3 separate regions of the Homo sapiens genome follow, and regions 1 and 2 are each linked to region 3. Evidence: read pairs that join two places in POLR2A ChIA-PET (ENCODE). Cell type or tissue: PC-9. All regions are shown on one strand.

Region 1 (8,000 bases), 440 kb after region 3:
ATGCATTAATACATTAAAATCCACACTGCGATACACAGTTCTATGGATTTTGGCAAATGCATATAATATGTATCTACCCTCATAATCAAGACACAGAACTCCTGCTGCCCATTTGTAGTTAACCTCTCCCCCTAAGTTCATCGCCCTGGAAAACACTGATCTATTCTCTATGGCTACCATTTTACTTTTCCGAATGTCATACACAGTTGTCACTCCTTATCTGAGGGAAATTAGTTCCAAAACCCCTTCAGATACTAAAATTCACAGATGCTCAGGTCCCTTATGTAAAATGACCTAGTGTTTACATATACACACACATCCTCCTGGTACTCCAGTCATCGCTAAATATAATATACAATGTAAATACTATATACATCGTTGTTATGTTGTTTATATGTATTATTTTTGTTGTATTTTTTTTACTATAATATTTTCTATCCATATTGGTTGAATTCTCAGATATGGAACTAGTGGATATGGAGGGCCAACTGTAAGTGACATTGTAGTTATATAGACTTTTGGATCAGCCTCTTTTACTTAGAAAATTCATTGAGATTCATTTATGTTGCGTGTATCAATAGTTCGTTCCTTTACATTGCTGAGTAGTAATCTGTGGTATGAATGTACCATGGTTAGTTTATCCATTTGTCTGTTGAAAGACGTTTAGCTTATTGCTGGTTTTTGGCAATTATGAATAAAACTGCTATAGACATTCATGTATAGCTTTGTGTGTGATCATAAGTTTTCATTTCACTTGGGTAAATACCTAGGAGCAGATTGCTGGATGATATGGTAAGCATATGTGTAATTTTGTATGAAACTGCCAAATTGTTTTCCAAAGTGGTTGTACCATTTTGCATTTCCACCAACGATGTTTGAGAGTTCCAGTTGCTCTACATCCTTACTAGCACTTGGTAGTATCTGTTCCTTTTTCTTTCTTTTTTTTTTTTTTAATTTTAGCTCTTATAATAGGTGTATAGTTGTATATCATGTGGTTTTAGTTTGCATTTTCTTACAATTGACTTTTGGTGTATTTTTATTTTCGTGTGCTTTAAGATATCTTCCCTTTTTTTTTTTTTTTTTTCTTTAAAAGACAGAGTCTTGCCGTGTTACCCAGACTGGAGTGCAGTGGTGTGATCATCACTCACTGTAGCCTCAGACGACTCTGAACTCAAGCAGTTCTTCTACCTCAGTCTCCCGAGAAGCTGGGACCACAGGTGTGTGCCACCATGTCTGGCTAGTTTTTAATTTTTTTGTAGAGACAAGGTCTCACTGTGTTGCCCAGGCTGTAAAATATCTTTCTTGAGCTGGTCCTGATGGCACAAGTGTGTAATCCCAGCTACTCAGGAGGCTGAGGCAGGAGAATCGCTTGAGCCCAGAAGTTTGAGATCACCCTGGGCAACATAGCAAGACCCTGTCTCAAAACAACAACAACAAAAACTTTTCTTTAACATTCCGAGAATGCTTATTGGCTTTAAAAAACAATGATAGTGGCCAGGCACAGTGGCTCACACGTGTAATCCCAGCACTTTGGGAGGCTGAGGCAGGCAGATCACGAGGTCAGGAGATCGAGACCATCCTGGCTAACATGGTGAAACCCTGTCTCTACTAAAAATACAAAAAATTAGCCAGGTGTGGTGGTGGGCGCCTGTAGTCCAGCTACTGGGGAGGCTGAGGCAGGAGAATGGTGTGAACCTGGGAGGTGGAGCTGGCAGTGAGCCAAGATCGTGCCACTGCACTCCAGCCTGGGCGACAGAGCGAGACTCCCTCTCAAAAAAAAAAAAAAAAAAGTTTTTTTCCAAAATAGAATAGTAAATGGCCCTGACAAGGTCTTTGACAAGCATTGGGGTTGCACACTCAACTGTATCACACAATTCCAGGGGACATCATTCACATAAAATTTTTTTTTCTTTTTTCCTACTGGAGTTGTGCAGTGTAGCAGTCTGGGCTATATATTTACAGTTATTATCTAGGATTATCAGTGATTAGGTTCCATGGAAAATTTGAGTACTACCAAATGATGCATTTAAAAAGCATTTTTCAATGTTTCTCTGAAATGAAATTTTTGTCCAGGAGCTAGTTCTGAAGAAATGCCCTACAGGCAGTATGTCTAATGGATCAGACCTGGGAGACATAAAGGCCTATTTCAGGTACTCAACTCTGCCATTTACTGCATGAGTGACCTTGGGCATCTTGTCTAGCTTCTTTGAGTTCATTCTTTATCAGCAAAACAGGATTGATAATCTCTCCTTTTTATAGATGTGACAAGAATTATAAATAATGCATGTAAAATATCTGATGTAGAGCAGACCTCTTCAAGTTGCAACTGCTTTTACTTCTGTTTATTAGCACTTAGTACTGATTAGCCACAGCTTTTTATCAAACAAAAGCTTAGGGTATCAGCAAAGCAGAAAGAAAAGAATTTGAAAAACAATTGAAAGCATTTACTACCTAACATTTAAAAAAATACTGAAGTAGAATTAGGAAAGAAATAAGAATTTATTGGATTAAATGTTAGCTGTTTAGTATTGTTTTTATTTTGTATTTAATAGGGAGAGAATAGAGGGCTATACTATTATATTTTCTGTACTTGGGACCTCCAAAGGTCTTAATTTGGTCTTATCACCACTAACACCACCACTGCCATCTCCATGTCATGCTTGTGTTAAAGAAAGACTTTGAAATACGTCACCTAATGTTTAGGGTCGTAGAAATGCAATTTACTGTTTTGGGACTAGAGTACATGAATTCATATTACTTGACATCATTAGTTCTTCCCAGTAAAATGAGAATATTTGAGGTCCCAGAGTATTTTATAAGGTTTTAAAAACTTCATAATTTCTTAATGTTTTTTTGTTATTACCCATAGTGATTACAATAAAATCCTTAAAACAGCAAGGAAGGAGAACCAAGGAGATTAGATGTGCTTTATGGATGCAAGGAGAGAGGTTTAGCAAGCAATGGAGTAGGGAGTAAAGAAGAGGAGTTTAGCCTGAGTTTCTGGATCTAGGAAGTAATGTAGAAGTCTTAACTGTAGAAGAGTCTTTATAGTGATAGTGATTTTTTTTCTTTGATTTTAAATTATTTCTGCTTTGGTGTTTTCTGTTTGTTGGACATGTTGGTTTCATACCTCTGTATAGTAAAGAGGTTTTAAAACTTTGACCCAAACTATTTTGGCTCACACTTTTACTTCTCATATGGGCTTTTATAATAATATGGAGAGAGGGGATAAGAAGTTGTCTAAAGTAAAATCAAAAGTTGTTTGTCCATTTCCTCTCTCAAGTAAGAATATATCAAGAATATTTCAGTCTAGCCATTTTGTAGCTTGAGATTAGAGAAGGAAAGTTTACATTCACATGTTACCTTCATCTGCCTTTCTTGTCTTTGACCTGTTACAACAGAAATTAGGCAGTTTTTTTTTTCCCCTCACATATTCATTCTCTGCTTCTCTCAAGTTAATGAAACCTAGATAGAGGGCCCAATTGCCACTTGCTGAAAGAACAAATTTCTGAAGTTCTCTTGTAGCAAGTTACTACCTTGTGACTAAATTCTGGTCAGTTAGATGTCAGTAGAAGTATTTGGTATTTCCCAGAAGTCTATTTAAAGGAAGAGCTTTACCATTCTTTATCATTTTTTCCAGCTGCCAACTTAGATCATGAGGATAGGGGCTATACTTGTAAGGATGGTAGAATGGAGAGCTGGAAAGACCCTGTATATTTATGTCATGGTAGAGCAGCTCTGGAGTATTATCAGATTATTTTATGTGAGAGAGAAATAAACTTCTGTTTTGTTTATGCCATAGTTATTTTGGATTTTCTTATTATGCATTGCTGAACCCACGATCCTTCACACCTCCATCTAAGGCATCTTCCCTTCTGCTTCCTGTTCTGTGGTTGAACTCTTGGTGCTGTTTCATCTCTCCACTGCTAAGTCCCTGAATTCTCTTGCTCTCCACATTTTCTATAATGATTGTTCACAGGCACAGTGTTGCAGTTAGAAGCTGCTATGCATTGCTAGTTATGTAGCACCTGAAATTTTAATTTTTTAAAAAGAAACTTTAACAGGAATATGAAGGAATGTGTAAGCACAGTTACACATATTTTATTTCCTAATGAAAAATATAATTTCTAAAGAACGATGTGTCCATTAAGTCTCCCCTGCCCTCCAATTTTAGTTGATACAGATTGGTTTGGCTAATTGGCTGCCAGCAGTTCCTCTAGAGAATATGTCTAGATCACTAACAGACCCCTTTTTACTTGCCTCTTTTGGAAAACTCATCCTATCCCTACCCTAGTAACATGATCCAAATGGAAGCTTGTTACTGTCACAGTTATTGGTTCAAGGATGGATATGTAAGCAAAAATACCAGCTCTGTCCTGGGTTTTTAGAACTGCATCTAGCAGAAAGGAGATCCTCTCTACTTTTGAGGCTATAAGGATGTGGACAAACTGGTTTAGGAGGATCATAGTAATAATACTCAGAACAGAAGTAGAGATGGAGGGAAACAAGTCAGTCTTCCTCAGAGAATGGACATGTACCTCATATAGGCTAATTAGAATATTTTGTTTAGTAACTTGATAATTTCAAGTCAGACTCTGTTGGGCACTTGAACTGGAGGGTCATGTGAAGGACAGAAGTTTCTTTAAAGCCATACTCCTAAATGTAAATAAATATATTTAAAAAATTTTAAAGGGTGATAGAAACTATTTCCTTTCTTACTTTGAAGGGGGTTCCTAGCTGGTACATAATTCATACTGTCTCAGTTATTCAAACAAATTACTCATTTAATAAAGCATTTCATGGAGAGGAAAAGAAACTACAAGTTTTTTCTCTATGGATGTGGAGTACTTTTAAAGGAAAATAAATGCTCCCTTAAACACCAATAGCAACAATAAAATATGCACAAAAGCCTCCTAGTGTTGAGAAACCATCACGTAAGTGCTGAGCACTCTAGTTCTGCTCGTGGATCTCTTTACAAATAGAAAATTATCTTATCTCTTATGTTTGTTAAAGCATTATTTGCCATAGCTAAGATATAGAATCAACCTAAGTGTTCATCAACACATGAATGGATAAAGAAAATGTGTGTGTGTGTGTGTATATATATATATATATATATATATATATATATATATGTACACACACACAGTGGAATACTGTTCAGCTTTTCAGGAGAAGGAAGTCTTGATATTTATAAGAACATGGAAGAACTTGGAGGACATTATGCTAAGTGAAATAAGCCAGACACAGAAAGACAAATACTGCGTGGTCTCACTTATATGTAGAATCTAACAAAGTTAGACTCATAGAAGCAGAGAATATAATGGTGATTACCAGGAGCTGTCAGCTGGGGAGAAATGGGGAGATGTGGTTAAAGTGTACAAAGTTTCAGGTATTTAGAGGAATAAATTCTGGAGATCCAGTGTACAGCATGGTTGACTGTAGTTAATAATAAAGTGTTGTATACTTGAAAATTGCTTAGAAAGTAGTTTTTTTTTTTTTTAAATTGAAATGGGATCTCACTGTGTTGCCCAGGCTTATCTAGAATTCCTGGGCACAAGCAATCTTCCTGCCTCAGCCTACTTAGTAGCTGGGATTACAGACATATGCCACCATGCCCAGCTAGAGAGTAGATTTTAAGTGTCCTTACTATTAAAACAAAAAAAGCTTGGATATATGAGATAATAGGTATGTTAATTAGCTTGATTTAATCATTCCACAGCGTACACATATATGAAAACATCCAGTTGTACACAATACATATGTGTAACTTCTATTTGCCAATTAAAATGAAGTTTAAACATTGTATCCATCTGGAGTTCCTCTTGTGGGAAAATGACTTCTTTGGCCACCTAAGGTCTTTTTTTTTAAACTCTTAAATTTGAGACATCTATAGTTGGTATAATTGGTAAGTCACAAGTATTAGTGAGAATTTTATTTGGGTCCATGAAGAACCAATACAGGCAATAAAACACACCAAGAATTAGGGAAAAGCTAAAGCATAGTCCAATTATCTCAATTATTGTAAATGAGAAGTACCCTTCACCTAAATGAGGCTGAGTAGAAACTTCCTTACCTCTGCAACAATTTATAACTGTGGAATTAGAATTTAGATTCAAGCTAGCAAAACTAGAGCTACATTTTATACTCAAAACTATGTCTGCCACTTAAAAGAGGAAAAAAAAGAATGAATATAAGCTGGTTATATTGAAGTATATTTTACACAGATTTTTTTTAGTAGTTAATTTCTTATTTAGATAACTAGGAAGGGTAAGTGGAAAGATACATATGTTTTTAAAGAGGGGCAGGTAACTTTTAATTTTCTTTGTAACTTTCAGAATTTCTTTCCCTACTTGATATATGGAGACCTACTGTAGAGGATGTTTGTGGAGTTAGAAGAGATTAGGGTTGTTGAAATACAGATGTCAGTTTAATTGTAATTCATAGTATTGAACCTTAGAATAGTGACCATTTTCTGTTTTCACAAATTTTAGAAAAGTATACATATATGTTGATAATTATTAAAAAATTTGAACCAAGCTTTCGTTCACAGTGAGATTTGTTTAGTAGGTAAATTATTTTATGTTTAAAAATGAGTACAGGTCTGGGCATGGTAGTTTACACCTTTAATCCCAGCACTTTGGGAGGCCAAGGCAGGTTAATCACCTGAGGTTGGGAGTTCAAGACCAGCCTGGCCACCATGGTGAAACCCCATCTCTACTAAAAACACACACACAAAAAAAAAAATTAGCCGGGTGTGGTGGCACATGCCTGTAATCCCAGCTACTTGGGAGGCTGAAGCATAAGAATTGCCTGAATCCGGGAGGCAGAGGTTGCAGTAAGCTGAGATCGTGCCACTGTACTCCAGCCTGGTGACAGAGTGAGATTCCATCTCAAAAAAAAAAAAAAAAAAAAAAAAAAATCAGTTTGTATTTACTCAGATTTTTTTTTTTTAATTATACTTTAAGTTCTAGGGTACATGTGCACAACGCGCAGGTTTGTTACATATGTATACATGTGCCATGTTGGTGTGCTACACTCATTAACTTGTCATTTACATTAGGTATATCTCCTAATGCTATCCCTCCTCCTCCCACAACCCCACGACAGGCCCCGGTGTGTGATGTTCCCCACCCTGGGTCCAGTTGTTCTCATTGTTCAGTTCCCACCTATGTTTACTCAGATTTAATGGGATTTTATCTGGGTTTTCAAAGGGCTCCCAGATTTAATCTGGGTTTTCAGAGGGCTCCCTAGATAATTCTTAGATGCATCCAGATTGAGAAGCATGAATCCAGAGCAAAACAGAAACAGCTAAGGGTGGACTTTTTTTTTTTTTTTGAGGCTGAGTCTTGCTCTGTTGCCAGGCTGGAGTGCAGTGGCGCGATCTCGGCTCACTGCAGTCTCCACCTTCCGGGTTCAAGTGATTCTCCTGCCTCAGCCTCCTGAGTAGCTGGGATTACAAGCATGTGCCACCACACCCAGCCAATTTTTGTATTTTGTATTTTTAGTAGAGACATGTCGGCCAGGATGGTCTCAATCTCCTGACCTCATGATCCGCCTGCTTCAGCCTCCCAAAGTGCTGGGATTACAGGAGTGAGCCACCACGCCTGGCCAAGGGTGGACATTTGAGGGCACAAACATTTGAGGTACTGACCATCATAAATACATACATACATACATACATACATACAGTATAGGCCCGCTGTGGTGGCTCGCACCTGTAATCCCAACACTTGGGGAGGCCGAGGCAGGTGGATTACTTGAGCTTAGGAGTTTAAGACCAGCCTGGGCAGCATGGTGAAATTCTGTCTTTACCAAAAATACAAAAAATTAGCTGGGCATGGTGGTACTTGCCTGTGATCCCAGCTACTTGGGACGCTGAGATGAGAGGATTGCTTGAGCCCAGGAGGCAGAGTTTGCAGTGAGCCAAGTTGGGCCTGGGTGACAGAGTGAGACCCCATCTCATTAAAAAAAAAAAAAAAATTAAGAATACAGTATAG
Region 2 (8,000 bases), 690 kb after region 3:
TTTAATTACATTTGTATCATATTGTCATTTTGGTGATGCCAAATCTGTTTATTTAGCATAATTTCCTTTAAATAAAACTTTTAAGTTTAAAGCAATGAACACCTATTGCTGAAAAACCCAGAAAGTACAGAAAATCCAAAAATAAAAATACCACTTAAATATATATGTGCATATCTATATGTATTCTTTTTGGTCGGTTTTGAATGAATATATTTTTAAATATTAGAGTTTATTTCTTAGAGCAGTTTTAAGCTTATAGAAAAATTGAACAGAAAATAAGAGTTCCCCTATATACCCCCCACTCCCCCTACCCCCTGCACCAAGTGCCAGCCATGACTTATTCTCCCCAACCTTTTTAAGAGAGTCCCACTCTGTTGACCAAACTGGAGTGCAGTGGTGCGATCATAGCTCACTGCAGCCTTGAACTCTTGGGCTCAAGCAGTCCTCCCACCTCAACCACCGAGTAGCTGGGACTATAGGTGTGCTACCATGCCTTGCTAAGTTTTAAATTTTTTGTAGAGACAGGTCTTGCTATGTTGCCCGGGCTGGTCATGAACTCCTGGCTTGAAGCAGTTCTTTTGCCTGGGTTTCCCAGTGCACTGGGATTACAGGCATGAGCCACCATGCCTAACCCTCTATTATTAATATTTGTATTGGCATGGTATATTTGTCATAATCAGTGAAGTGATATTGATATATTATTAACTGAAATCCATAGTTCACATTAGGGTTCACTTTGTGCTGTACAATTCTCTTGCTTTTGCCAAATGCATAATGTCATTTATTCACTGTAGCATAATCATACAGAAGTTTCACTGTCCTAAAAATCTCATGCTCCACTTATTTATCCCTCCCCACCTGCCTTGCCCCTTAACCCCTGGCAAACTAATCTTTTAAATCTCCACAATTTTGCTTTTTCCAGATGTCATATAGTTGGAATCATACATTATGTGTTTTTTTTCTGACTGGCTTTTGTTTTTTTTAAGGTTCCTACATGTCTTTTTTGTAACTTTACAGCTCATTTCTTTTTATTGCTGAATTGTACTGTATTATATGGATGCATCACAGTTTATTTATCCATTTAACAACAGTTAGTTGGTGCTGGAACTGGACATCCACATGCCAAAAAAAAAAAAAAAAAAAAAAAAAGGCAGGGGAGTTGGGATTAGACACTGACCTTATACCTTTCACAAAAATGAACTCAATATGGATCATAGATGACATCTTGATTGCTTCCAATTTTTTGGCAATTTTGAATAAATCTAATGTAAATATTTGTGTGCAGGTGTGTGAGTGGGCATACATTTTCAACTCACTTGGGTAAGCTGTAGCAGTGAGATTGCTGGATCATATGGCAAAACTATGTTTAGCTTTGTAAGAAACTGCCAAATTATCTTCCAAAACGGCTGTCTATCTAGGCTGTTATAACAAAATATAAACTGGGTAGTTTAAACAACATACAGTTTTGGTGAGGGCCTTCTTCCTGGTGTTTACCTTCGCATCGTGGAGAGAGAAAATTCTGTGTCTCTTCCTCTTCTTCTGAGACCACCAATTCCATCATGGGAACTCTACCTTCATTATCTCATGTAACTTAATTACCTCCCAAAGGCCCCATCTCCTCATACCATCACACTGGAAGTTAGGACTTCAACATATGAATTTGAGGGGAGAGGAGGGACTCAAACATTCAGTCCATAACAGTGATTATACCATTTGGCATTTGCAGCAGCAATGAATGAGAGTTCCTATTTCTTCACATCTTCCCCAGCATTTGGTGTTGTCACTATTTCAGATTTTAGCCATTCTAATAGATATGTGGTAGTATTCTGTTTTAATTTGCAATTCACTAGTGCCATACAGTGTTGAGAATCATTTCATATGCTTGTTTGTCATCTGTACATCTTCTTTGGTGAGATGTCTGCTCAGGTCTTTTGCCCATTTTATAATTGGGTTGTTAGCTTTCTTACTATTAAGTTTTAAGGGTTCTTTTTATATTTTGGAAAGAGTTCTTATATATTTTGGTTATAAGAGTTCTATTTATATATAAAGTTGAGTTGAGTTGGATATAAGTTCTTTCATCTGTGGGTTTTCATTTCATTCTCTTAACTATGTCTCATAGAGCAGAGGTTTTTTGTTTGTTTGTTTGTTTTTTTGTTTTTTGTTACAGAGTCTCGCTCTGTCGCCCAGGCTGGAGTGCAGTGGTGCAATCTCAGCTCACTGCAACCTCTGCCTCCCGGGTTCAAGCAATTCTTCTGCCTCAGCCTCCCAAGTAGCTGGGACTACAGCCACATGCCACCGTGCCTGGCTAATTGTTGTATTTTTAGTAGAAATGGGGTTTCACCATATTGGCCAGACTGGTCTTGAACTCCTGACCTCGTGATCCGCCCACCTCGGCCTCCCGAAGTGCTAGGATTACAGGCATGAGCCACAGCACCCAGCCGAGCAGAGGTTTTCAACTTCACTGAAGTTTAACTTCTCAATTGTTTTATTTTATGGATTGTGCTTTTGGTGTTATATCTGAAAACTCATTGCCAAATCCACAGTCACCTAAATAATCTCCTGTGTTATCCTCTAGAAGTGTTACAGTTTTGCATTTTACATTTAGGTCTGTGATCCATGTTGAGTTCATTTTTATGAAAGGTATAAGGTCAATGTCTAGATTCTATACCCTGTTTTTGTTTGTTTGTTTGTTGTTTTTGCAAGTAGATGTCTAATTTTTCCAGCACCATTTGTTGAAATACTATCTTTTCTCCATTGGATTGCCTTTGCTCCATTTTCAGAGATCAGTTGACCATCTCTATGTGGGTCTTTTTCTGGGATCTTCTGTTCCATTCATCTATTTGTCTGTTTTCCAATATCACACTGTCTTGATTACTTTATATATAAAGTAATCTTCAAAAAAGTCTTTGAAGTCAGGTAGATCAGTCCTCTTACTTTGTTATTCTTCAATGTTATATTAACTCTTTTGGGTGTTCTGCCTTTCTGTATAAACTTTAGAATTAGCTTATTGATAGCCATAAAGTAACTTGTCAGGATTTCAATTGTGATTGTGATGAATTTATATATAAAGTTGAGAAAAATTGACATTGACAATATTGAGTCTTCTATCCATGAACCTGGAATAGCTCTTTATTTATTTAGATTTTCTTTGGTTTCTTTCTTCAGTTTTATAATTTTTGTCATATAGAGCTCATAATGTATTTTATTAGACTTTAACTTCTGTCATCCCTTTATCTCTCTCTCTCTCTCTCTCATTCTTGTGCTAATGTAAATGGTGGTGTGTGTTTTAAATTTCATTGCCCATTGGTGGTATATAGGAAAACATTTGACTTTTTTTTTTTTTTTGAAACAAGAGTCTCGCTCTGTCACCCAGGCTGGAGTGTAGTGGCGTGATCTTGGCTCACTGCAACCTCTGCCTCCCGGGTGCAAGCTGATAATCCTGCCTCAGCCTTCCGAGTAGCTGGGATTACAGGCGTGTGCCACCACACCGGGCTGATTTTCGTACTTTTAGTAGAGATGGGGTTTCACCATGTTGGCCAGGCTGGTCTCAAACTCCTGACCTCAGGTGATCTACCTGCCTCGGCCTCCCAAAGTGCTGGGATTACAGGCGTGAGCCACCACGCCCAGCCACATTTGACTTTTGTATATCAACCTTGTATCCTACAACCTTGATATAGTTACTTATTAGTTCCAGCAGGGGTTTTTTGCTGGTTTTTTTGGGGGGTGGAGGGGCAGGGGCAAGTTGCCAACTCTTGGGATTTCCTACATAAATGACCATGTCATCTGTGAACAAAGATAGTTTTATGTCTTCCTTCCCAATCTGTATACCTTTTCTTTCTTTCTTTTGTCTTATTCCATTGACTTCTGCTACTGACTGATTCCTTTTATTTTTAGTGTTACGTAGGAATGGTGAGAGGGGCCATCCTTGTGTTGTTCCCAACTTAGGAAGAAGGTATCAAGTTTCTCACCATTATGCAGTTTGCTAGCTGTAGGCTGTTTGTAGATGTTCTTTCTTGCTGAGAGTTTTTAATCATGAATAGGTGTTGGATTTGGTGGACTACTTTTCTTGCATCTATTGATATTATTAAATTATTTATCTCCTTTAGCCTGTTGATTTGATGGACTATCTTGATTGATTTTTCGATGATGAACTAGCACTGGATGTCTGAAATAAATTCCAATTGGTCATAGTGTATAATTCTTTATTTATTTATTTATTTATTTATTGATCATTCTTGGGTGTTTCTCGCAGAGGGGGATTTGGCAGGGTCATAGGACAATAGTGGAGGGAAGGTCAACAGATAAACAAGTGAACAAAGGTCTCTGGTTTTCCTAGGCAGAGGACCCTGCGGCCTTCTGCAGTGTTTGTGTCCCTGGGTACTTGAGATTAGGGAGTGGTGATGACTCTTAACGAGCATGCTGCCTTCAAGCATCTGTTTAACAAAGCACATCTTGCACCGCCCTTAATCCATTTAACCCTGAGTAGACACAGCTCATGTTTCAGAGAGCACTGGGTTGGGGGTAAGGTCATAGATCAACAGGATCCCAAGGCAGAAGAATTTTTCTTAGTACAGAACAAAATGAAAAGTCTCCCATGTCTACTTCTTTCTACACAGACACGGCAACCATCCGATTTCTCAATCTTTTCCCCACCTTTCCCCCCTTTCTATTCCACAAAACCGCCATTGTCATCATGGCCCGTTCTCAATGAGCTGTTGGGTACACCTCCCAGACCGGGTGGTGGCCGGGCAGAGGGGCTCCTCACTTCCCAGTAGGGGTGGCCGGGCAGAGGTTCCCCTCACCTCCCGGACGGGGCGGCTGGCCAGGCGGGGGGCTGACCCCCCCACCTCCCTCCCAGATGGGGCGGCTGGCCGGGCAGAGGGGCTCCTCACTTCCCAGTAGGGGCGGCCAGGCAGAGGCGCCCCTCACCTCCCAGACGGGGCGGCTGGCCGGGCGGGGGGCTGACCCCCCCACCTCCCTCCCGGACGGGGCGGCTGGCCGGGCGGGGGGCTGACCCCCCCACCTCCCTCCCGGACGGGGCGGCTGGCCGGGCGGGGGGCTGACCCCCCCACCTCCCTCCCAGACGGGGCGGCTGGCCGGGCGGGGGGCTGACCCCCCCCCCACCTCCCTCCCGGACGGGGCGGCTGGCCGGGAGGGGGGCTGACCCCCCGCACCTCCCTCCCGGACGGGGCGGCTGGCTGGGCGGGGGGCTGACCCCCACCCCCCTCCCAGACGGGGTGGCTGCCGGGCGGAGACGCTCCTCACTTCCCAGATGGGGTGGCTGCCAGGCGGAGGGGCTCCTCACTTCTCAGACGGGGCGGCTGCCGGGCGGAGGGGCTCCTCACTTCTCAGACGGGGTGGTTGCCGGGCAGAGGGTCTCCTCACTTCTCAGAGGGGGCGGCCGGGCAGAGACGCTCCTCACCTCCCAGACGGGGTCACGGCCGGGCAGAGGCGCTCCTCACATCCCAGACGGGGTGGCGGGGCAGAGGCGCTCCCCACATCTCAGACGATGGGCGGCCGGGCAGAGACGCTCCTCACTTCCTAGATGGGATGGTGGCCGGGAAGAGGCGCTCCTCGCTTCCTAGATGGGATGGCGGCCGGGCAGAGATGCTCCTCACTTTCCAGACTGGGCAGCCAGGCAGAGGGGCTCCTCACATCCCAGACAATGGGCAGCCAGGCAGAGACGCTCCTCACTTCCCAGACGGGGTGGCGGCCAGGCAGAGGCTGCAATCTCGGCACTTTGGGAGGCCAAGGCAGGCGGCTGGGAGGTGGAGGTTGTAGCGAGCCGAGATCACGCCACTGCACTCCAGCCTGGGCACCATTGAGCACTGAGTGAACGAGACTCCGTCTGCAATCCAGGCACCTCGGGAGGCCGAGGCTGGCGGATCACTCGCGGTTAGGAGCTGGAGACCAGCCCAGCCAACACAGCGAAACCCCGTCTCCACCAAAAAAATACGAAAACCAGTCAGGCGTGGCGGCGCGCGCCTGCAATCGCAGGCACTCGGCAGGCTGAGGCAGGAGAATCAGGCAGGGAGGTTGCAGTGAGCCGAGACGGCGAGATGGCAGCAGTACAGTCCAGCTTCAGCTCGGCATCACAGGGAGACCGTGGAAAGAGAGGGAGAGGGAGACCGTGGGGAGAGGGAGAGAGGGAGGGGGAGAGGGAGAATAATTCTTTTTATACATTGTTAGGTTTGATTTGCTAATATTTTGTTGAGGATTTTGCATCTACATTAATGAGAGCTATTAGTCTGTTTTCTTTCTCATGATGTCTTTATGTGGTTTTGGTATTAGTGTAATATTAGCCTCATAGAATGATTTAGGAAGGATTCCTTCTGTTTCTATTTTCTGGAAGAAATTATACAGAATTGGCATCATTTGTTCCTTAAATGTTTAGTAGAATTCACCAGTGAAACTATCTGAGTGTGGTGCTTTCTCTTTTGGAAAATTATTGTTTATTCTATTTCTTTGATCAATATAGAGACCTATTCAGATTACCAAATTCTCCTTGTGTGAATTTTGGTAGATTGGATCTTTCAAAGAATTGGTTCAATTCATGTTAGCTATCAAATTTGTGGGTACAGTGTTATCCATAATATTCCTTTATTATCGTTTTAACGTCCACGTGATTAGTTGTTGTGGCCTGTCTTTTATTTCTAATATTAGTAATTTGGGTCTTCTCCCCTTCTTTCTCAGTTAGCCTCACTAGAGGTTTCTTCATTTTACTGATATTTTCAAAGAACTAGCTTTTCAGTTTGTTAATTTTCTCTGTTGTTTTTCTATTTTCAGTTTCATTGATTTCTTCTGCTTACTTTGGATTTAATTTGTGCTTTTTTCTAGTTTGCTAATATGGAAGCTTAGATAATTGGGTTTAGCTTTTTCTTCCTTTTCATTATGTGTATTCAGTGCTGCGAATATACATTTAAGTACCACTTTTGCAGCGTTCCACAAATTTTAATGTTTTATTTTCATTTAGTTTAAAATATTTTTTATTTCTTGACATTTCTTTGATTCTTGTGTTATAAATAACACAAAGTGCTTCAGCTATCTTTTTGTTAATGATTTCTAGTTCCATTGTGGTTTGAGAGCATACTTTGTATGATATCTGTTCTTTTAAATTTATATTTGACCCAGCCATCCCATTACTGGGTATATACCCAAAGGACTATAAATCATGCTGCTATAAAGACACATACACTTGTATGTTTATTGTGGCACTATTCACAATAGCAAAGACTTGGAATCAACCCAGATGTCCAACAATGATAGACTGGATTAAGAAAATGTGGCACATATACACCATGGAATACTATGCAGCCATAAAAAATGATGAGTTCATGTCCTTTGTAGGGACATGGATGAAATTGGAAATCATCATTCTCAGTAAACTATCGCAAGAACAAAAAACCAAACACCGCATATTCTCACTTATAGGTGGGAATTGAACAATGAGAACACATGGACACAGGAAGGGGAACATCACACTCTGGGGACTGTTGTGGGGTGGGGGGAGGGGGGAGGGATAGCTTTAGGAGATATACCTAATGCTAAGTGACAAGTTAATGGGTGCAGCACACCAGCATGTCACATGTATACATATGTAACTAACCTGCACATTGTGCACATGTACCCTAAAACTTAGAGTATAATAAATAAATAAATAATTTGTTAAGGTGTGTTTTGTAGGCCAGAATATTGTTTAGCTTGGTGAAATGTTCCCTGTGAACTCGAGAAGAATGTGCATTCTACTGTGGCTAGATGAAGTATTCTATAAATCAATTAGATTGATGGTGCTGCTCAGTTCAACTGTGTCTTTACCAATATTCTCCCTGCTGGTTATGTCAATTACTGATAGACAGGTATTGAAGTCTCCAAGTATAATAGTGAATTTGTATATTCTCATTGCAATTCTGTAAGTTTTTACCTTATGTATTTTGACAGTCAGTTGTTAGGTGCATTATACATATTAGGTATAATTGTGTCTTCTTGGATAATTAAACCTC
Region 3 (8,000 bases):
CTTAGCATGAATGGAGCTTGTGGGCCTGGAAGTTGCTCTGGGTGAGTGAGTGAATGAGTGGTGAATGAATGTGAAGCCCTAGGATATGAGTGTACACTACTGTAGACTTTATAAACACTGTACACTTGTTACTGAGCAGACATTATGAAAAATAAAAATAAACACGGTATGCTTAAGCTACACTAAATTTATTCATACGCTTTTTTCTTTCAATAATAAATTAAACCTAGCTTACTGTAAATTATTTACTTCATGAACTTAAAAAATTTTTTTACAGCTTTTTGACCCTTTTGTAATAACAGTTTAAAACACAAGCACATTGTACTGCTGTACAAAAATATTTTCTGTATATTTTTATTCTGTAAGCTGTTTTCTACTTTAAATTTTTTAACTTTCTTTTTACCTTTTAAACTTCTTTGTTAAAAACCAAGACACAAACGCACACATTAGCCTGGACCTAGACAGGGTCAGGATCATCAGTGTCACTGCCTTCCATCTCCACATTTCATCCCACTGGAAGGCCTTCGGGGACAGTGATAGGCATGGAGCTGTCATCTCCTAGGATAACAGTGCGTTCTTCAGGAATTCCTCCTGAAGGACCTGCCTCAAGCTGTTTTATAGTTAATTTTTTAAATAAGTAGAGTTACACTCTAAAATAATAATATATAGTATAGTAAACATGTGAATTAGTAATGTAGTTGTTTATTATCATTATCAAGTGTTATGTACTGTACATAATTGTATGTGTTATACTTTTATAACACTGACAGTGCAGTAGGTTTATTTACACCAGCATCACCACAGGCATGTGAGTAATGCTTTGTGCTACAACATCATGAAAGCTGTGTTACTAGGCTGTAGGGATTTTTCAGCTCCATCATAGTCTTAACGGGACTGCCGTGGAATATGGGGTACGTTCTTGACCAAAACATCCTTATGTGGCACATTACTATATTAGTTTATATCATATATGTGTGTATAGTTTATAAGTTGATACATACTTAGTTTATATTATATATTTTAAAGATATATGTGTATATTATATATGTATATATTTTATATATATACATGTGTGCATATAAGTGTATGTATGTATATGTACGTATGTATGTATGTATGTATGTATAAAGCCTGACCAGCAAACTTGAAAACATTCTGTACACAGAAACACCTAGCCTGGGGCTGGGTGCAATGGCTCATATCTGTAATCTCTGCACTTTGGGAGGCTGAGGCACGCGAATCTCCTGAGGTTGAGACCAGCCTGGCCAACTTGGTCAAACCCTATCTCTACTAAAAATACAAAAATTAGCCAGGCCTGGTGGCAGGCACCTGTAGTCCCAGCTACTCAGGAGGCTGAGGCAGGAGAATCGCTTGAACCTGAGAGGTGGAGGTTGCAGTGAGCTGAGATCATGCTATTGCACTCCAGCCTGCATGACAAGAGCAAAACTCTGTCTCAAAAAAAAAAAAAAAAAGAAAAAAGAAAAGAAACAACCAAGCCTGGGCTGGGCACCGTGGCTCATGCCCGTGATCCCAGCACTTTGGGAGGCTGAGGCAGGAGGACTGCTTGAAGCCAGGAATTTGAGACCAGCCTGTGCAACATGGTGAGGCCCATCTCTATTATAAGAAAGAAAGAAAGACAGAGAGGGGAGAGAAAGTAAGAAAGAAAAGAAAAGAAACATCTAGCCTGTGCCCTGTCAGGAGCAGGGGTAAACTCAACTCTTGGGTTCCCTTTTTGCCATATCGTGAGTGATCAGTTGCCTCATGATTAGAGAAGGTGAGAGAGGTACTGTTAGGCTTAACATTTGTTAGGTTATACATTAAATAATGGGAGAGCTGGCCTTGGAACCTAACAGTTAGGTATAACATTGTGTTGATGGGAAAACAAATAAGGTCTAAAAACCAATGAACTTTGAGAACACAGCTTCTGCGTATGTTGTGGCCTGCCTATCTAAGTAGGTGTAGGGGATGAGGTATCACAAAACTAAGCACTTTGAAATCCTTTTCCTTTATTTTTCTAAGAAATTTATGGTTAACAAAAGTATAATAATGTAATTAAGAGCCATTTTTCTATAACTGAGAATTAACATTTGCTAACATCTTTTTTTTTTTTTTTTTTTTTGCTTCTGGTTATTTGTTTAAAGGAAAAGCAATTAGAAATATAGCCAAAGCCTCCTTTAACCCTATCCCCAGTTCAGTGTGCCTGCCACCCTTCCCAGAAGCAGCCCTTATCATAAGTTGTGTGTGCATCCTTCCACTTCACTTTTAATCCTTTTATGCATTCATAAACAACTGGATTTGTGTTTTTAAAAATTCACATAAATTGTCACACTGTCATTTTGCCTTTTTTCATTTCACAGTAAAAAAAAAAATAGAAACAGAGTCTTGCTTGATCAGTTGGAGTCTTGTCAGATTTCTCTGATGGTCGTAATTTTGGAAAGACAATCTCCCTTTAGAATTGTGAGAGGGTCCTGAATTCTGCTAAGATGTAGGTGTAAAGGATAACCAGCGATTATTCCGGAGGTCACAAGATTTAGAGCTTTCTCAATTACTCCTGTAGATAACATCCCAATTGCAGAACCTAAGATTGGCTGTTTGAGATGTCTTTTCAGATTTTTGCATTTCTGACTGGCTGACTCCACACAGACAGGTCCTGTGGCCCCACCCACAGGCTGACTCAGTGCCGGAGGACCATCTTCCTTCCACATCCCTATGATTTCATCCCCAACCAGTCAACATTCCCATTCCCTAACCCCCTGCCCACCAAACTATCCTTGAAAAACCTCCAAACCTTTGGGAAAATTGATTTGAGTAATAACTCTGTCTCCAGTGTGGTGTTGCCAGCTGCATGTCAGTTAAAGTCATTCTTTATTGCAAGGCTGTGGTCTTAGTGAATTGATTGTGTCTGTGCAGCAAGCTGGAAGAACCCGTTGGGCGGTTACAAAATGAGTAAATCTCAAAGAGGTGGCATAGACTTCAGGTTTAACTACAGTGTTCAACTGAAACAAAGAAGGATGTTGGGGAGGCCCGGAATGGGGAGGTGACCGGGAAAAGCACAGTAAACAAGGATAAGGTTTGTTATGCAGGTTTAGGCAGGTGCCTTCTCCATTGGTAAGAGTTCCTAGTGGCTTAGAGTCATCCTTGTCTCCCTGGTACAGAAAGAGAGGCAAATGGAGATTTCCTTTTATAGATGTAATTTTCCCTTACAAATGAGGTAACTTCTACTCTGTTTTCAGAGCTTTTCCTTTGTCTGCTGTTTCTCAAAATAATCAGCTCAAAGTAATCCTTATGCCAAAGAAGCCTATCGTGGGAAGACATATTCTGGTCTCCTACAGTCATGTTTTGAGGTGGCATATTCTGGTCTCCTGCACATTCAAAATGTTAGGTTATTTAGAGAATTTTTGTTTGTTAAACATTTAAAAGGTTTGTTATCTTTGTTTATCCTTTACTAGTTGAGAAGAAAAGTACGTTACTGTTTTTAAATTATGAATGAAGAAAGTACTATTTGAGGTAAAACTTTGCGCATCAACCTCTGAGCTGAAATTTAGTGACTATTGCCACTACTAAAAATCTTGTTTTATCAAACCTTCAACCTAAATTAACAGACAGAGGCTCTCTAAAAGAACATGACACTTATTTGGGAATAGTGTATTGCAGTGGGAATCTTTGTGCCACAGTAAACTATGTGCATATTCAAGGAGGTAAAGGAAGACAAAGGTTTTTCAAGGAATAATGAGGATTATATAATTCTTTTAAGATAATTATTATTGGCTACAAGGATCAGTAACAAGTGTGACCAGTCTGAGATTGGACAGGCAATTGCTGGACAGATGTCCTTGTGGAGATATTTTTTGTGTAAGGTTGTGATGACCTTTGTGCAGGATTGTGGTTTTTGCAGAGTCATTTGGGATAGTTTTTGTTAATCAGGCATTGATGCATGAGAACCCTCTCTTCATAGCTGTCCCTGGCTTTATTTGTCAGGATTTTTAAACACAAGTGACTCCATTTTGATTTTGACAGTGTTCACAAATGTTAGCATTGCATCAGAATCCACTGGAGGACTTGTTAAAAGAAGTTGGGTGGACCCCACCAGCTAAGTGAATCTATAGGTCTATACTGAGAATACCTGAGAATTTACATTTCAAACAAGTTTAGCTTAGTTTCTGGAGAACCTGTTTCTTGAGTAAGAGGAATGGTTTCTATGACTCATAGCAGCATTATTCATAATAGCCAAAAAATGGAAACAGCCAAATTGTCCACCAGCTGATAAACTGCTAAACGAAATGTGATAGATCTACACAGTGGAATATTATTTGGTGAAATAATATGAATAAAAAGAAAAGGAGTACTGGTACATGCTACAGCATAGATGAGCTTTGAAAACATTATGTTTGTGAAAGAAGCCAGCCACAAAAGACCACAGCTTTTATGATTCCATTTATATACAATTCCAAACAGGTAAATTTATAGAGATAGAAAGTAAATTAGTGGACCAGGCATGGTGGCTCATGCCTGTAATCCCAGCACTTTGGGAGGCCAAGGCTTATGGATCACTTGAGGTCAGGAGTTTGAGACTAACCTGGCCAGCATGGCGAAACCCATCTCTACTAAAAATACAAAAAATTAGCCAGGCATGGTGGTGGGTGCCTGTAATCCCAGCTACTTAGCAGGCTGAGGCAGGAGAATCGTTTGAACCTGGGAGGCAGAGGTTGCAATGAGCCAAGATCGCAGCACTGCACTCAAGCCTGGGCAACAGAGTGAGACTCCATCTCAAAAACAAAGAAAGTAAATTAGTGGTTAGCAGTGGGGAGAATGATAAACTGGATTTGATGCTTAAGAGGTGGGGGGTTACTTTTCAGGGGAGTGAAATGTTCTAAAATTGATTGTGATGGATGCACAAATCTATGAATATGCTAGAAGTCATTGATTTGTGCAGTTTAAATGAGTGAGTTGAATGGTATATGAATTATATCTCAATAAAGCTGTTAAAAAAATACACCAGTTCTTAGTTCTCCATGGGACCTGTTAAGAAAAAAAAGAGAAATATACCAGAATATACTAGTTCTTAAAAGAAAATTATTCATTGTTATGAACAGCTGACCTGTAATACACAGATAGTCATCAGAATTCATAACTTGACTTTTCAGATATGAGTTAGTTACTAACTGCATTGGAAAATCACTTGTTCATTCTGAAGAAATGATTAGGAACTCCAAAGAGAAGGACACTATGTTGGGAAAATTTTAAGCATTTTCCACCTTGTGGTATGACATATTTCCATGTTTTTGTCAGGTGTCTTAGCTTAGAAATAAACCTCCATTTTTCTTGCGTTGTACTTGGCTGCTTTCCCGCAAGAAAGCTGAAGATGGGACTTCTGATTAAGGAGTTCCTGGCTGGGAGCTTTCCTTCCTAGACATCTAAGTGCCAGAATGCCAAGGGGAAGATGGGTTCATGCATTAGCCTTTGAATATTATTAAGTCGTATGGATTTGAATAGGCTTGTACTGGGGTAAAGGAAGTGAATTTTCTTCCCACTTGATTTTGTGTCATTCAGAATTCATTAACTCACTTAGATAAAACAGTACAGTTGGTCTTCCATATCCGTGGGTTCTGCATCTGTGGATTCAGCCAACCACAGATCAAAAATATTTGGAAAAAAGATTGTGTCTGTACTGAATAAGTACAGACTTATTTTCTTGTTATTATGTCAATCTAAAAGGAAGAAGCTCAGGCAAAGTTAATGTAAGTAGAGAGTTTATTTGGGCCAAGCTTGAAGATTGCAACCCAAGAGCATAGATTCAAGTTGCCCTGAATATACACTCTAATTAGCAGCAGTTACAAGTAGGTTTTTAAAGGACAAGAATAGTTACCCAGGGCCAGGTGAGGTGGCTCACGCCCGTAATCCCAGCACTTTGGGAGGCTGAGACCGGCAGATCACGAGGTCAGGAGATCGAGACCATCCTGGCTAACATGGTGAAACCCCTTCTCTACTAAAAATAGAAAAAATTAGCTGGGAGTGGTGGCACACTCCTGTAGTCCCAGCTACTCGGGAGGCTGAGGCAGAAGAATCACTTGAACCCAGGAGGTGGAGGTTGCAGTGAGCTGAGATCGCACCACTGCCCTCCAGCCTGGCAGAGCCAGACTCCGTCTCAAAAAAAAAAAAAAAAAAAAAAAAAAGAATAGTTACCCAAAAAGCTGGCTGAAAGAAAAGCAAAAGAAAAGAAGAGGCGATTCCTAAATTGTTTACCAAGACTCTACACTAAAATTACATAAGGTATACATTATTCTTTGTATCACAAATTCCAGGAACATGAAGATAATGGATGAGGCAGCTAGGGAGGAATGAAATGCCTTTAAACAACTGCCCCCGGACATGGGTGTTGGGAGCATAAATGAAGTCCTATACTTGGTCTCTCTGGGCCTGATAAATTTTGCATACCTCACATAACTCAGACTGCTCTGAGCTATTTTTCTTTTCTCGATTGCAGTTACATTGTACTAGGAGGTATTATAAGTAATCTAGAGATGATTTAAAATACAGGCGTGCACTATATAACAATCAACAGACTACATATACCACAGTGGTCTGGAAAGATTATAGTACTGTATTTTCACTCTACCTTTTCTGTGTTTAGATACTTTTAGATATACAAAGGCTTACTATTGTGTTACATTTGCCTACAGTATTCAGTACAGTAATATGCTGTACAGGTCTGTGGCCCAGGAGCAGTAGGCCACACTATACAGCCTATGCGTGTGGTAGGCTATACCACCCAGGTTGGTGTGAGTATACTCTGATGTTCCCACCATGATGAAATCACCTAAGAAGGCGTCTCTCAGAATGTATCCCTGTAGTTAAGCTACTCGTGATTATATGGGAGGGTTGTATAGGTTTTGTGTAAATACTCCAGCATTTTATATCAAGGACTTGAGCATCCACAGATTTTGATATCCTGGGAGATCCTGGAACCAATCCCGCATGGATACTGAGGGATGATGGTATATCATAGGCAAATCTTTATTTAATGATCTTACCAATTTCTTATATATTTTTCTATCCCATTCAGCTTATACGCATGACTGAGAAATGCAGTCTGTGTTTCATTTAGGCTGGTGCTTTATTTTAGCTGCATGAGTGTCAGGAATGGAAAAAGAATTATGATTCTGGGACAACTTTCTTATTCCTCCCAAGTCGGATTCTCATGGTGACGTCAGTCTGTTTTTTGAAGTATTATAACCTTTTAAACAGATCATCCTTCAAATTCATGTTCAAAAGCAAATATCAAAGCGTATTCTAAAACCAGATGTAAATTAATTTTAGATTGGCTGCCATCGTAGATGATTCATATCACTGCTCCCCTCATCATCACAGATAATTCTTTCATGCTTCTCAAAGGGACTAGGAGCTCTACCTCAATGGGTATTTCGGAAATAAATGACTCAATTTTGAAGTTTCCCAGGGAGATTTTTATGTATCTTGAAATCTCAAAAAAAAACATGTCTCACTACAAAGATTAGGAATGCCAAGGAAGGTGAACGCCAATCCTGTTAACCAGACGCTCCCTCATTACTATACCTTGTATACAGGAGCTCTCCCATGAGACCACATTGTGTCCACAACCATTGCCTGATGCACTCAGCAAGTCAATACACCAAGGGGTTGGCTGGGCGTGGTGGCTCACGCCTGTAATCCCAGCACTTTGGGAGGCCGAGGCAGGTAGATCACCTGAGGTCAGGAGTTCGAGACCAGCCTGGCCAACATGGTGAAACCTCATCTCTACTAAAACTACAAAAATTAGCTGGGCGGGGTGGTGGGCACCTGTAATCCTAGCTACTTGGGAGGCTGAGGCAGGAGAATCACTTGAACCCAGGAGGTGGAGGTTGCGGTGAGCCGAGATCATGCCACTACACTCCAGCCTGGATGACAGAGACTCCGTCTCAAAAAAATAATAATAATAAAATAAAAAAAAAGAAAGACCGGGGTTGCAGCAGAGAAGGAGGTTT

The links. ChIA-PET counts read pairs that join two places held together with the same protein. Peaks named below come from ENCODE experiments on the same cell type or tissue, not always from the same donor. Only the 100,000 strongest peaks of a DNase experiment are listed, where the experiment ranks them.
Region 1: POLR2A ChIA-PET joins it to region 3 with 10 read pairs; 1 of 35 experiments calls an interaction of 5 or more read pairs at or near these places.
Region 2: POLR2A ChIA-PET joins it to region 3 with 6 read pairs; 2 of 35 experiments call an interaction of 5 or more read pairs at or near these places.

Annotation. Positions count from the first base shown.
Region 1 is chr14:65,434,857-65,442,856 of GRCh38, forward strand. All of the region lies in intron 1 of FUT8 (fucosyltransferase 8), which reads left to right. Among named protein-coding and RNA genes, the nearest start is that of FUT8, 26 kb to the left of the region's middle. In PC-9, no CTCF peak of the experiment used is centred here; no DNase peak of the experiment used is centred here; H3K27ac peaks cover 2,342 bases.
Region 2 is chr14:65,687,397-65,695,396 of GRCh38, forward strand. All of the region lies in intron 7 of FUT8 (fucosyltransferase 8), which reads left to right. Among named protein-coding and RNA genes, the nearest start is that of MIR625, 220 kb to the left of the region's middle. RefSeq lists enhancers at 4,130-4,692, 5,255-5,816. In PC-9, no CTCF peak of the experiment used is centred here; no DNase peak of the experiment used is centred here.
Region 3 is chr14:64,994,669-65,002,668 of GRCh38, forward strand. The region is part of intron 3 of CHURC1-FNTB (CHURC1-FNTB readthrough); the gene reads left to right. The region is part of intron 1 of FNTB (farnesyltransferase, CAAX box, subunit beta); the gene reads left to right. Among named protein-coding and RNA genes, the nearest start is that of FNTB, 12 kb to the left of the region's middle. In PC-9, no CTCF peak of the experiment used is centred here; DNase peaks (open chromatin) are centred at 2,933 and 4,143; H3K4me3 peaks cover 2,418 bases; H3K27ac peaks cover 5,361 bases.